2 separate regions of the Mus musculus genome follow, and region 2 is linked to region 1. A link is a contact called in ENCODE Hi-C or POLR2A ChIA-PET data. All regions are on one chromosome and are shown on one strand. Each heading gives the region's core, a stretch centred on a gene start or an enhancer-like site at or near the end of the contact. The rest is flanking DNA. Distances are from core to core; before and after follow the strand shown.

Region 1 (6,313 bases), core at 1,378-3,877:
TGGAAAGAGCACAGGGTCCCTAATGAAGGAGCTGAAGGGGTTTGCAGCCCCATAGGAGGAACAATGTTAACTAACCAGTACTCCCAGTGTTTCCTGGGATTAAACCACCAATCAAAGAAAACACGTGGTGGGACTCATGGCTCTAGCTGCATATGTAGCAGTGGATGGCCTAGTCAGTCATCAATAGGAGGAGAGGCCCTTGGTCCTGTGAAGGCTCTATGCCCCAGTATAGGGGAATGCCAGGGCCAGGAAGCGGGACTGGGTGGGTTGGTGAGCAGGGTAAGGGGATAGTTAATTTTTGGAGGGAAAACTAGGAAAGGGGAGAACATTTGGAATGTAAATAAAGAACATATCTAATTTTTAAAAAAGAAAAAGAAACAGCTACATAATCTACTCACATGCACAAAACTGGTGTTGGTTCCCTGACTAAATCTCACCACATCCTAAATCCAGTATGTCACAGCTGTCTAACTCAGAGTCCATCTACAGGAGTCAAAGCATCAAACTGTAGGGTTTTTTTTTTTTTAATGCGCTCATACAGATCCAACCACAGAAATGTTACATGGCAGCTGCTATTCTCCCTAACAACTAAACACAGGTTGCTTGTCCCATTAAGCTGTCAACACTTATAACCTCACTTCCTTCATAGGTCAGAGCACTGAGTTCCCGAATCTCAGAGCACTGGCGTTTTTTTGCAGCGCTTTCGCGTGGGTGATGAAGTATTTGATCATGTGATCGTAAGCATCACAACCAATTCTGAGAGAAGGTAAATTTTAATTAACAATCTGCAAAGACTTAATGTAGAAATCTATTACTGTGCTTCGAAAAGCGTACCAAATCCATATTCACATTGGCTTCCCTGTCCGTTTCCCTTTAGAGTCCCACTTAGACCTACTTACTCATATGTTAATGTTCTGCAGAAAACCTGCAAGCATGCTAACTTAGGGCAACGATGCCACGTTAGGCAGAATCTGCCCTAAGAAGTTTTATGACCTTGGCTAAAAAGGCATGTGGGTCAATTTGAAATCTGTAAGACACAGAAACAGGAATGATTGTTCGTAAGAGCTAGGAAGGCTTCTAGCTGTGCTGAGCTGAGCTGAGCTGAGCTGAGCTGAGCTGAGCTAACCGGTGCTTGGACGGGCAGGGTAGTCTGGAGACCATGAGAGTTTTTTGACCAGTGGTTCTCAACCAATACCACTGACTTAAATTTGATGAAGACTTCTTGGAAGTATCATCAGAATAAGGAAAGAGACCTAACAATGTCCACTTTAACCAGTCTTTTTCTACCACCTCTGAGGTGGTAGAGGCTGAGCATGCTACTCCTCTAGGCTCTTCTGTTACCGGCTTTAGAAAAACCTGCCAATGGCATGGGCCCCATGCACTTAACAACAGGCACTACTTCATAAAGAACTTGTGCTACAAATGGTAAAGACAAGTTGTCAAATGCCCCAAGACTCTGGGCATAGAAAAAAAAAAAAGGTTATACAAACCTTTCCAGCTTAAGTTCTTAAAACTTTTTTTAATTTTTGAATCTCATTTCATCACTACTGAGAATCATGCAGGACAAAAAAAGCATGGGCATTTTTATACTTTCTCATACAATGCTAATGGTTTATCACATTTGTCCCCCAAATTGGGGGGTGGGAGTGGGTGGTGATGGCGATCCAACTCAAAGAGGACATTTTTATGGGATATGTAATCAACGTATGTTTATACTGGAGTTCTGCCTAACATCCTGTGTTGGGTTTGCCTAGTCTCTTACCTCTCTAGCCCTCAGCCTTCCAAACCCAGAGATGAGTCAGTTCACATGTATGTGTTTTGATAAGCGCTAACACCTGACAGCATTTGATAAGCCGCGAGGAGCTAGGAGAACGGTAGCAGTGAGGGCTGAGCACGTTAACTATCGCTATCTTAATCTTCACAATCCTGGACTAACAAGCGACCTCACTGTACAGATTAGAAACCTGCAAAATAAGTCACAGCGACTCTCGCCCAACACCGCATCACGAAAAGCAGCCAACGGCGGCAATTTCAAAAGTGACAGTGTGAACTTTTCATCCAGCCCGGCAAGAGTGAGCGTGCGGTGCTGGGCCGCGGGCCCTGGCGCCGGCCCGCAGGAGCCGCGCGGGGTGCAGCCCGGACTGCCCCGGGAGTATCCCAAGACAGGCAGAGTCTCAGAAACAAGCTGCCTCGGACGCCTTCGACAACCCGCGTGAGGGGAGGACAAGACAGACCCTGCAGGAGCGGGGGACGAGGCCCGCGGACGCAGAACATTCTGGGACGTGGGAAGCCTTGGGGTCAGGTGAGAAGGCCGGATGCGAAGGCTGCGGCCACGACCCGCAGTGCGCCGGGACAGGGGCCTCTGGGGGCCAGGCGGGACAGCTGCAGTCCCAGCCCACCCGGACCGCAGCGAGACAAACCACGGGGCGCATGCAGTTCAGTGGCATCCCCCGGCCGCAGCGTCGCCTTCACAGGCAGGCGCGCCGGAGAACCCCGCGTCCTCTCACCTGGAGCGCGGCGGAACCAGCTACAGCGGACGAAAAAGCCGGCCGCAGCGGAACCTAAGGAGACCGGAAGCGAGGGGCGGGACCGGAACCGGCGGGCGGACCGGAAAGTGTGGTTGAGACCGGAAATGTGTTGTAGGGGAGGGGGAAATGCGGCTGCCGCTTGTTTGGTTTCTCCTCCGATGTGACGCCTGCGGAGCCCAGGCCGGCCGAGTGTTTTCCAGACTTTGACCTCTGTGAAAGAGACCCCTCCCGGTTCTTGGTGGCCGCCGCCGGCTGTTCTGCGCATGCTCCGGCCCGGTGGCGACTTTTTTTTTTTTTCCACCAGAGCTGAGCTTTGCGGAGCCCTGTGACTCCTGTGGCAGTGTCGCGTTCCGAATGAAGCCGACCTTTGAGGACTGAAGAGGAGACTTTTCTAGAGACGCAAGGAGCCAGGAATATAATTTGCCCACTCCAGGGGAAAGCCGGCCAAAGTGATCCAAACACTCATGGAACAAATATCCGTGTGACAACGGTGTTCCAGATCTGTGTGTCGGTCGGCTCCACCCACTCGTGCTTGCTTTGCCTCCTTAAATGCAAGGAAAGCTAGTTCTCTTTACAGAAGAATGCCATGCTTTCATAGAAATAAATGCTGCAGCGTTCGAAGTCACTCGGAGAGACCGGAGACTCCGTTTAAATTATAGTTATCCGAGTTTTTCTTCTTAAGCAGCCGCTCTCTTTAGTTCCTGTGAGCTAAAACAGGAAAGGGGCTTTTAAGGGCAGTTACAATTACTTCATTTCTGTGGGATTGACAGCTATGTGAGGAACTGCCTCACCCCCACCCCCCACCCCCTGTGCGTAATGATGAGCGGAGTTCGCAGAAATCAGAGCCAGCAGTTAATCATTTCATAGCAGTTTTCCAATTCATGGGGAAGGGGCAAGGAGTCAGAGTTGCTAGGAACTTATCTTTTCGGAATTTAGAATGGGTGCCTCACATAAAGTGGAGTTTTTCTTAGCTATCAAAGCAGTCTCCATTTGAACCCCTGGAGGCGGCTCTTGCCTGTAATCCCAGCTGAGGCAGTAGGATAGTGCATAAATTTGAAGCCAGCCTGGGCATAGGGAATTCTAGTTCCAGCCCTGGGATACAGACTGAAACTCTGACTCAGACAGAAGAAAGCCTCAACGGGACCTAACCCTTCTCATCCATTCAAGAAATTCCCAGTGTTACTTGTTATGCAAAAGAAAAAAGAAAAGAAAGACCTAAAAAGTAACTTGAAGAATGTTTACATCATCAGCCCCTAGATAAGTATATCTGATACTTTTTAAAACTTCAAATTCAATCTTAGAGACCCATAAGAGGCGTGGCCACCTCTTGACAGTTGTTCTCAGACTTCCTGTGCCTTGGTACAAACAGACCCACAGAAAAATTAATGTAATTGGAGGGAGGGGGAAAACATGGTTTCTCTATGTATAGCTCAGGCTTGCCTGGAACTCACAAAGATCCACCTGCCCAAGTGCTAGAATCAAAGGCATGCACCAGCATGTATGGCTAAATTAATGTCATTTTAAAATTATAAAAACACAAATCCAAAACGTTTTCTTAAACCAGTTTCTTCCAGAAGGGGAGAGTAAAAAGGTAATATTGGTTCCATGTGTGTCTTTCCTTTTAGTCGATAGAGCTGTACCTGCTTGGGTTTGTTTTGGTTTTTTCATTTCTTGGGCTTGTTAGAAATAAAGCAACTAAATTTTGTGTCTTAGCAATTTTTTAAAAGACTTGTTTTTCAATGAGTATGAGTATTTTGCCTTTGGAACTGGACTTAAAGATAGTTCCGGTTCTCATATGAGTGATAGGAACCAAACCCAGGTCCTCTGCAAGAGTCATGGCTCCAGTCCCAACTTGAGGGTTCTTTAGTTAAGAGGTTTGGGGTTTTCTGTTTTGTTTTGGTTTTTGGTTTTTTTCCTGTACTTAATGAGAATATCTACTCATTCAAAACAAATCCCTTGCTTTCTTCAAAAAAGAAAAGACTTTCTACAAAACCCACACGGAAGTTTAACAACACAGTCAAAACGACCATCAAAAAGCAAGAAACTAATCTCAAAATGAATATGCTTTTTCACCTGGATCATTCATCCACTTGCTGCTTGGCAAGGCCAGTTTCTATTTTCACCACCACAATCAGTACATTTGTTTATCATTAAGGTCAACTATGTTTTGGTTTGCTTTGTTTTCTGGAAGTGAGCATCAAACCCAGGACTTTGCATATGCTAAACCAGTGCTCTACCAAGTACATCTCTATAGCTTTGTGTCCCTGTGTTGCCCTCCTGGCCGGAAACTCTTCATTCTCTTGCCTTGGTCTCCCTATTTCCTGGTTTACAAGCATACACCAACATGCCAGGCTATCTCATTTCTATTTAGCTCAACCTTCATGAAATGAAAAATACAATTAAAAAACAATTGGAGGGCAAGTTAGGTGGCTCAGGGATACAGGAGGTTGCCCTCAACCCTAACCACTTCAATTCCATCCCCGTGGCCCACAAGGTGAAGAGAATCAAACCTTGCAAATCCTCTGACCTCCACTCCTGTGTGGGGAAGTGTGTATGTTCTCACACATCACAAAATAAATAACATTTAAATTTTTAAAAAGAAAACATGGGATGGAAAAGTATTATTATTCCTTTATTTTAATAAAGAAACTGAACTCTTAGTGACCAGGAATAACTGCAGAATTGACCTAGAAAAGGCCTCACAGCAGCTCACCACAGCCAATAAGAGAAACTCTCTGTCATTGCTCCCTGGAGCCTCTCGTAATGCACGCAGAGTAAATAATAGTCTTGGCCTCTCCTAGTGTCTTTGCAGGAACCAAAGATCTGTAAACAGCCTAGTAGATGGTTGGTTAACAGGTCTAAAAGACTTAAAAGAAATAGCCAGTTTAACAAAATTAGGTGCTAAATTTCAGATATCACTATGGCCATGATTATTTTGGAAGAGTCTATTTATAGACTGTATTACCTAAACCAATATCATTGCTATTCTGGTTGAGCTCAGCCTTTATTTTCTTTTCCCTTTCAATCCAATCCTCTTTCCCTAGTGATGCTTTCTCTTCCCACATAAGGCTCTGTAAAAGACATGCACTACATATATATTATCATATATATACATATATATGCATATATATACATACGTATGTGTATATGTATATATTGTGTTATTTAGCTCAACTCTAGAATTGTATTTCCTCTTTCTCTCTCCAGATACTTACCTCCTTGCCTCTCTTGCCTGCAATCACCATGCTAAAAATGGCTAGAATTTTCCCCACAGGACAGATTCTACAGGCTCTTAACTAAGCCTGGCAAATTACATCTCCTCTCTATTCAGCTTGCTTTCCCAAAACAACCACTTAAATCTTCCACTCCGCTCAGACTTCAGACCTTCAATTACTCCCTTGTTCTCGGCAGGTGGTATTGTCCCAGATCTCTGCAGTTCCTCTACAACCCTCTTCAAATCTAGAAAGGAAGCCCTGTCTGCACTCATCTTCACTTCTTTTGTTTCTGAATGAATCAAAACAGTTCCCTTCTACCCAAAGCCAGCCCTTGTGCTTGAGTTCTGGCTCCATTCTTATCAGGAAATAGTCAATAAGTCCAGGGTCCCAAGCTTTCTGTCACAGGTCAATACTTCAAAGCACTCGTTTACACTTGTCTATGTTGCTTACTACTAAGTGCGCACTACCCTTGAGCATTTCTTCGGAACATTATTAGCATAATAGTCTCACCCACTGTACTGTCAACTTTGTGAGGAAACAAACCATGTGCAATTTATTAACAATTTTAGT
Region 2 (6,313 bases), core at 2,315-4,814, 120 kb after region 1:
GTAACATAAGCCAGTATTTGATGGCCAAATTAGTTCTCTTTTGGACCATCACCCTATATCCCCACATCCAATAAATCCCATTCCCAACTAGTATTCCCTCTTTTTTTAAGGTGGCAAGGATTGCACTTCAGAGCACACTTTAGGTTCGCTCCCAGCTCCCCTTAGTCAAAATAAAAGGCGGGTGGTTGGGTTCAAGGCTAGGACTCTGCCTGGATATCGTCTTCTGTACATCACGATATTATCTGTGTGAGCTTTCATACACATGTGTGTGCCTTTGAGGGATTTTTCAGACAGCCTGGGAATCTCAACTAATAATGTATAATAGATTTCCTTGACTAGCAGGGTAATTCCCTAATGAAAAGAGTCACACTTTACCTCAAACTATTCAGAGTCATGAAAAGAAATTGAGGCTCTGCTGCTTTGAAATTCTCAAGTCTCTAGACACGAGTGTAGTTTTTACCCCTTTATTTTGGTTTGGTTGTTTTCTAACAAAGTATTTTAAAATTCCTTAAAATCTCATTTTTTTTTCCTCATTGGCCAACTTTTATTTTATATAATTTCAAACTTACAGGAAAGTTGCTAAATCCTTACCCACCCTTCAACTGTGGTGGACATCTAGACACATTTGCTTGCTTGCTTTAAAAGAATCCTTTTTGGGGATGTTATGTGTATGAGTGTTTTGCCTGTATGTGTGGTGTGTGTGTGTGTGTGTGTGTGTGTGTGTGTATGTGTGTGTGTGTGTGTGTTGAGAGAGAGAGAGAGAGAGAGAGAGAGAGAGAGAGAGAGAGAGAGAGAGACCGGTGCCCACAGATGCCAAAAGAGGATGCCAGATCCCTTGCAACTGGAGTCACAGGTGCTTCTGGACCCCACGTGGGTGCTGGGAATTGAACCTGGGTTCTCTGCAAGAGCAGCCAGTGCTCATAGCCACAAGCCGTTTCTCCAGTTCTCATATTTGCTTTCTGTTTCTCAACAAAACATACAGAACCTTTTGAGAATAAGTACAAACATAATGTCCCTTTGTCCCTAGTATGTCTGTGAACATTGACTAACACACTATGTGTCCCTTAGGGTCCCCACTTGTATTACAGAACTGTCATAGTCCTGTGATCTTCTTTGCTTAGACTGCTTTCTGATACTTTTATAACTTGCACAACATTAACATTTTTTTGAAGAAAAAAAACCCCAGTGCCGAAATGCAAATCAAAACAACCCTGAGATTCCACCTCACACCAGTGAGAATGGCTAAGATCAAAAATTCAGGTGACAGCAGATGCTGGCGAGGATGTGGAGAAAGAGGAACACTCCTCCATTGTTGGTGGGATTGCAGGCTTGTACAACCACTCTGGAAATCAGTCTGGCGGTTCCTCAGAAAATTGGACATAGTACTACCGGAGGATCCAGCAATACCTCTCCTGGGCATATATCCAGAAGAAGCCCCAACTGGTAAGAAGGACACATGCTCCACTATGTTCATAGCAGCCTTATTTATAATAGCCAGAAACTGGAAAGAACCCAGATGCCCCTCAACAGAGGAATGGATACAGAAAATGTGGTACATCTACACAATGGAGTACTACTCAGCTATTAAAAAGAATGAATTTATGAAATTCCTAGCCAAATGGATGGACCTGGAGAGCATCATCCTGAGTGAGGTAACACAATCACAAAGGAACTCACACAATATGTACTCACTGATAAGTGGATACTAGCCCAAAACCTAGGATACCCACGATATAAGATACAATTTCCTAAACACATGAAACTCAAGAAAAATGAAGACTGAAGTGTGGACACTATGCCCCTCCTTAGAAGTGGGAACAAAACACCCATGGAAGGAGTTACAGAAACAAAGTTTGGAGCTGAGATGAAAGGATGGACCATGTAGAGACTGCCATATCCAGGGATCCACCCCATAATCAGCATCCAAACGCTGACACCATTGCATATACTAGCAAGATTTTATCGAAAGGACCCAGATGTAGCTGTCTCTTGTGAGACTATGCCGGGGCCTAGCAAACACAGAAGTGGATGCTCACAGTCAGCTAATGGATGGATCACAGGGCTCCCAATGGAGGAGCTAGAGAAAGTACCCAAGGAGCTAAAGGGATCTTCAACCCTATAGGTGGAACAACATTATGAACTAACCAGTACCCCTGAGCTCTTGACTCTAGCTGCATATGTATCAAAAGATGGCCTAGTCGGCCATCACTGGAAAGAGAGGCCCATTGGACACGCAGACTTTGTGTGCCCCGGTACAGGGGAACGCCAGGGCCAAAGGGGGGGAGTGGGTGGGTAGGGGAGTGGGGGTGGGTGGGTAAGGGGGACTTTTGTTATAGCATTGGAAATGTAAATGAGCTAAATACCTAATAAAAAATGGAAAAAAAAAAAAAACCCCAGTGCCAATAGACAACTTCCCAATTGAAACTCCATTTTCTTTCTTTCTTTCTTTCTTTCTTTCTTTCTTTCTTTCTTTCTTTCTTTCTTTCTTTCTTTCTTTCTTCCTTCCTTCCTTCCTTCCTTCCTTCCTTTCTCTCTCTCTCTCTCTCTCTCTCTTATTTTCTCTCTCTCTCTCTTTCTTTCTTTCCCTTTTTTCTTTTTTTCTTTCTTTTTTTTGGATAGGCAGGGTTATATTTCAGGACATTTCTCTGGTTCACACTACACTTCCTTTATTCAAAATTAAGCGTGATAGTTGGGGTTAAGGCAAGGGCTCGGCCTGGATACAGGTTGTGTAAAGGTTCAGAGGGCTCGCTTTGTGGCTCAGAGGCAGAGCAATAGCCTCACATGCATGGCACCCTAGTCCAATCTCCACTGCAGCAAATTAGGAAGCTTTAGATATACTCTGTAATTAATGTAGAACTGTAATCTACGTCTGACACTTCAGATACAGATGATGTCATCTATACCTGAGTCAGCTCATGAAATCTAAGACTCTGGATGATGTAAGAATTAATTAATAAAAAATGGGAGTATAGGGAAGGTTCCCTTTTTATGTTAAAATCCTAATGAGTAAAATTAGAGTAAAAAATGACAGCATTAGGTTACTATTTTGCAACTGTTACTTCATTGAGGTTTCAAGCAAAAACATCAGCTTTGCAAACTCGAACATTGTTACTCCATGAATCCCTTATTAATTAGAAGAGAATTCACAGCAGCTTTCTAAGATGGAATCTTGGTGGTCAGGACCACTGTAACCAAACACTCAATATAACCAGTGCCATGACAAGCCTTTGTCATGTGCCTTTTGCTATGATTTGAATATATATATATATATATATATATATATATATATATATATTCTTCAGCATATAATCCTATATGTGGGATTACTGTTCAAGTATATCTCATAACCATAGCAGACAAACTCAAACTAGGGAACAGTGTACAAAAGAATATTTCTGCTTTCATGGTAAGCCTGATTAAATCAAAGGTCTTCTAGACAGGTGCACTACCAAAGATTACCACTAGATGTCACCATGGTCCTGCAGTTTGTTCAGTTTTCCAACTGCCTTTGTGGGTGCATCCGTTGTTCTTGGATTCTTAAAGCAGATACATTTAAGCAATTCTAACACACACAGACTTGGAAAGACCTACAAATTAAGTAAGGTTAGAGGTAATGGAGGTGGAGAACGAAGTTTTAGATTAAGTTTGTGTCTACCATTTCATACTGTGGACTGGGTGATTCCTGCTGACCCCCAGGCCCTGGTTTCCTTATGTGTAAAATGATTAGGGTAAGCTTTAAGGTAGGGATTAGGGTAGCCTTTAAGCTGATATTTTCTGATTGAAAGTGTTTCAGTGTTCTTACGAGAAATTTTTCTCTGGACCACTCTGGACCCATTACTGTTTACTCTGTCAGCCTGCCCCTCCCTCTGCCCCACACCCCCTTATTTTTTTTTAAATTAGATATTTTCTTTATTTAAATTTCAAATGTTATCCCCTTTCCTGGTTTCCTCTCCCAAAACATCCTCTCCCCCTCCCCCCTCCCCCTGCTCACCAACCCACCCACTCCTGCTTCCTGGCCCTGGCATTCCCCTATACTGGGGCATAGAGCCTTTACAGGACCAAGGGCCTATCCTCCCATTGATGACCGACCAGGCCATCCTCTGCTACATATGCAACTAGGGCCATGAGTCCCACCATGTGTTTTCTTTGATTGGTGGTTTAATCCCAGGGAGCTCTGGGGGTACTGGTTAATTCATATTGTTGCTCCTTCTATGAGGCTGCAAAACACTTCAGCTCCTTGGGTACTTTCTCAAGCTCCTTCATTGAGGACCCTGTGCTCCGTCCAATGGATGACTGTGAGCATCCACTTCTGTATTTGTCAGGCACTGGCAAAGCCTCACAGCAGACAGCTATATCAGGCTCCTATCAGCAAGCTCTTGTTGGCTTCCACAATAGTGTCTGGGTTTGGTGATTGTATATGGGATGGACCTCCAGGCCCACACCCCCTTATTTATCTCATTTGTGTTTATCTCTGTTTATGTAAATGGAAGTAAAGAGATCTCAATAATGTTACAATCACAAATGTAAACCTTTTCCCTTGCATAAGTAGAAGGTACCCAGAGGGAATAACTTAGAGACTGTAGATATGATCCAGTGGATCAGCCAGGCAAGAGGACTGGCTGCCAGTAATTCCAGAACCCGGGACGTAAAGATCCCCTTGGCAAGTTGGCTAGTGAGACTAGCCAGAATTGGAGACCTTTAGGGTTAAAGAGAGACCCTGCCTCCGTAAGTAAGGGGGGATTGATTGAAGAAGACATTTGCCTTCAACTCTGGACTACCACATTCATGCGCACACACATGCACACATGCACCACCATACATGTGCAGCCACACATATGTGACCATGAAAATATAAACACATACTGGCTCCACACATATGTATAAATACACACCCCTCCATATATATATTAGAGTGGGGTAATTAAATCTGACCTAGGTACTATGTGCTGAAGGTCAGGGCCTGGCACTTGCTGTGTTTTTGTCCTGTGTTTAGAGTTACAGAGTATTAAAGAATACTTACAGACAGACTAACCCTGAGACTTTCCTTAGGCAGATGGCAAGAAAGTGGAGACTGAAGATCTTTCTCTTAGGACAGTTCAGGATCACTGAATACTGTAGCCACAAGACAGATCACAGCGCTGCATACACCAATCACAGTGCTGCATACTCTGATTAGCGTTCTATGTGCTGATGGCAGTGTGTTATTCACTGATCACAATACTTCATGTATTCATTACAGCGCTTTATACTCCAATCACAGTGCTTCATACATTGATCACAGCATGCCACATGCTTATCTCAGAGCTTATACACCATCGCAGACCACATCAAGGCTTCACTGAATTGTCCTTCCCAGTTCTCTTGTCTTCCTCCTTCCCTCCCCCTCCTTCCTCACCTAACTCCTTTTTTTCCTCCCCTCCACTCCTTCTTTCCTCCATAATTTTCAGTGTTTTTGGTATATATGGGAAGATGTGATTAGAAGCAGTACATTATTAATCATGTCCCTCCATCTCTACTCAATCCATATTTTGCTTTAGTTTGGTATCCGTCTTGGTGTTGTGTTGCTTTGATTTCCTTTCATGGTTATGGTGATGTGTGTTTGTCATCCGTCTTCTGCTATTTAAAGTGCCCACTCCTCTGTCTACACAGAAGATATATAGCCCTCGCTGTCAGTGTCAAGCAATTATACGCCACCAAATGGCCTGTGATTTGGCATCTCCTCCTGATAAAGGCTTACGACAGATAGGACGAAGCAGAGGTCAGGAGTTCCGCTGAGTACAACCTGAGGAGATTCTTCAAATTGCTTGACTTTCATTCGAGTCCCCCAGGACACCATCAGAAAACTGGTCCCCCTCGATTCTGGTTGCAAAGCTTTTCTTCTTGAGTCTTCAGAGAGATTCTGAGTGAAGGTTTGGGAGGCCGAGCCACCGAATTGCACTCTTAACCCCCAACATCGGCTCAGCCCTTTCCAGCCTTGAGTAATTGGTTATAGTTACTCATTTGCTGGCCACAATTAGCATAGCAAATTATTGGAGCAGAGACAATTTCTTAGCTACCCCAGGTTACTAAATAATTTAAAGAGGGGGAAGACAATGGATTCCCATCAAATATGCTGTGTTTTCTTTATGCCATTAAGAAACACCATTCTAAGGTAAGAAATGTGATACAGCAATGATTTTCTGGTTTTATAAAAGTGACTTTTTAAAACCCGTATTCTCTCCCAGCCCGATGGGTTTAGCAAAGCTGAGAGGAGGGTCTTCCTGTTCAACAAAACAGCATGTTTTCCCTCTAGCTAGAGATATAAAGAAATGGG

What was found. A loop is a pair of places that touch in the nucleus more often than their neighbours do. ChIA-PET counts read pairs that join two places held with the same protein, here RNA polymerase II (POLR2A).
Region 2: a loop to region 1 is called in a map of heart, with 3 times the contacts of the local background. The contact joins the promoter of 4930597A21Rik here to the promoter of Ublcp1 in region 1. A Hi-C loop is called at or near these places in 6 of 37 maps with a recorded cell type or tissue (adrenal gland, heart, mature B cell and 1 more). POLR2A ChIA-PET finds 5 or more read pairs at or near these places in 1 of 5 experiments (Patski).

What each region holds. Positions count from the first base shown.
Region 1 is chr11:44,467,921-44,474,233 of GRCm38, forward strand. Ublcp1 (ubiquitin-like domain containing CTD phosphatase 1) reads right to left here and starts at 2,628. Exons shown (of 11, transcript NM_024475.5): 1 at 2,508-2,628.
Region 2 is chr11:44,582,753-44,589,065 of GRCm38, forward strand. 4930597A21Rik (RIKEN cDNA 4930597A21 gene) reads left to right here and starts at 3,565. Exons shown (of 4, transcript NR_126460.1): 1 at 3,565-3,598; 2 at 4,550-4,725.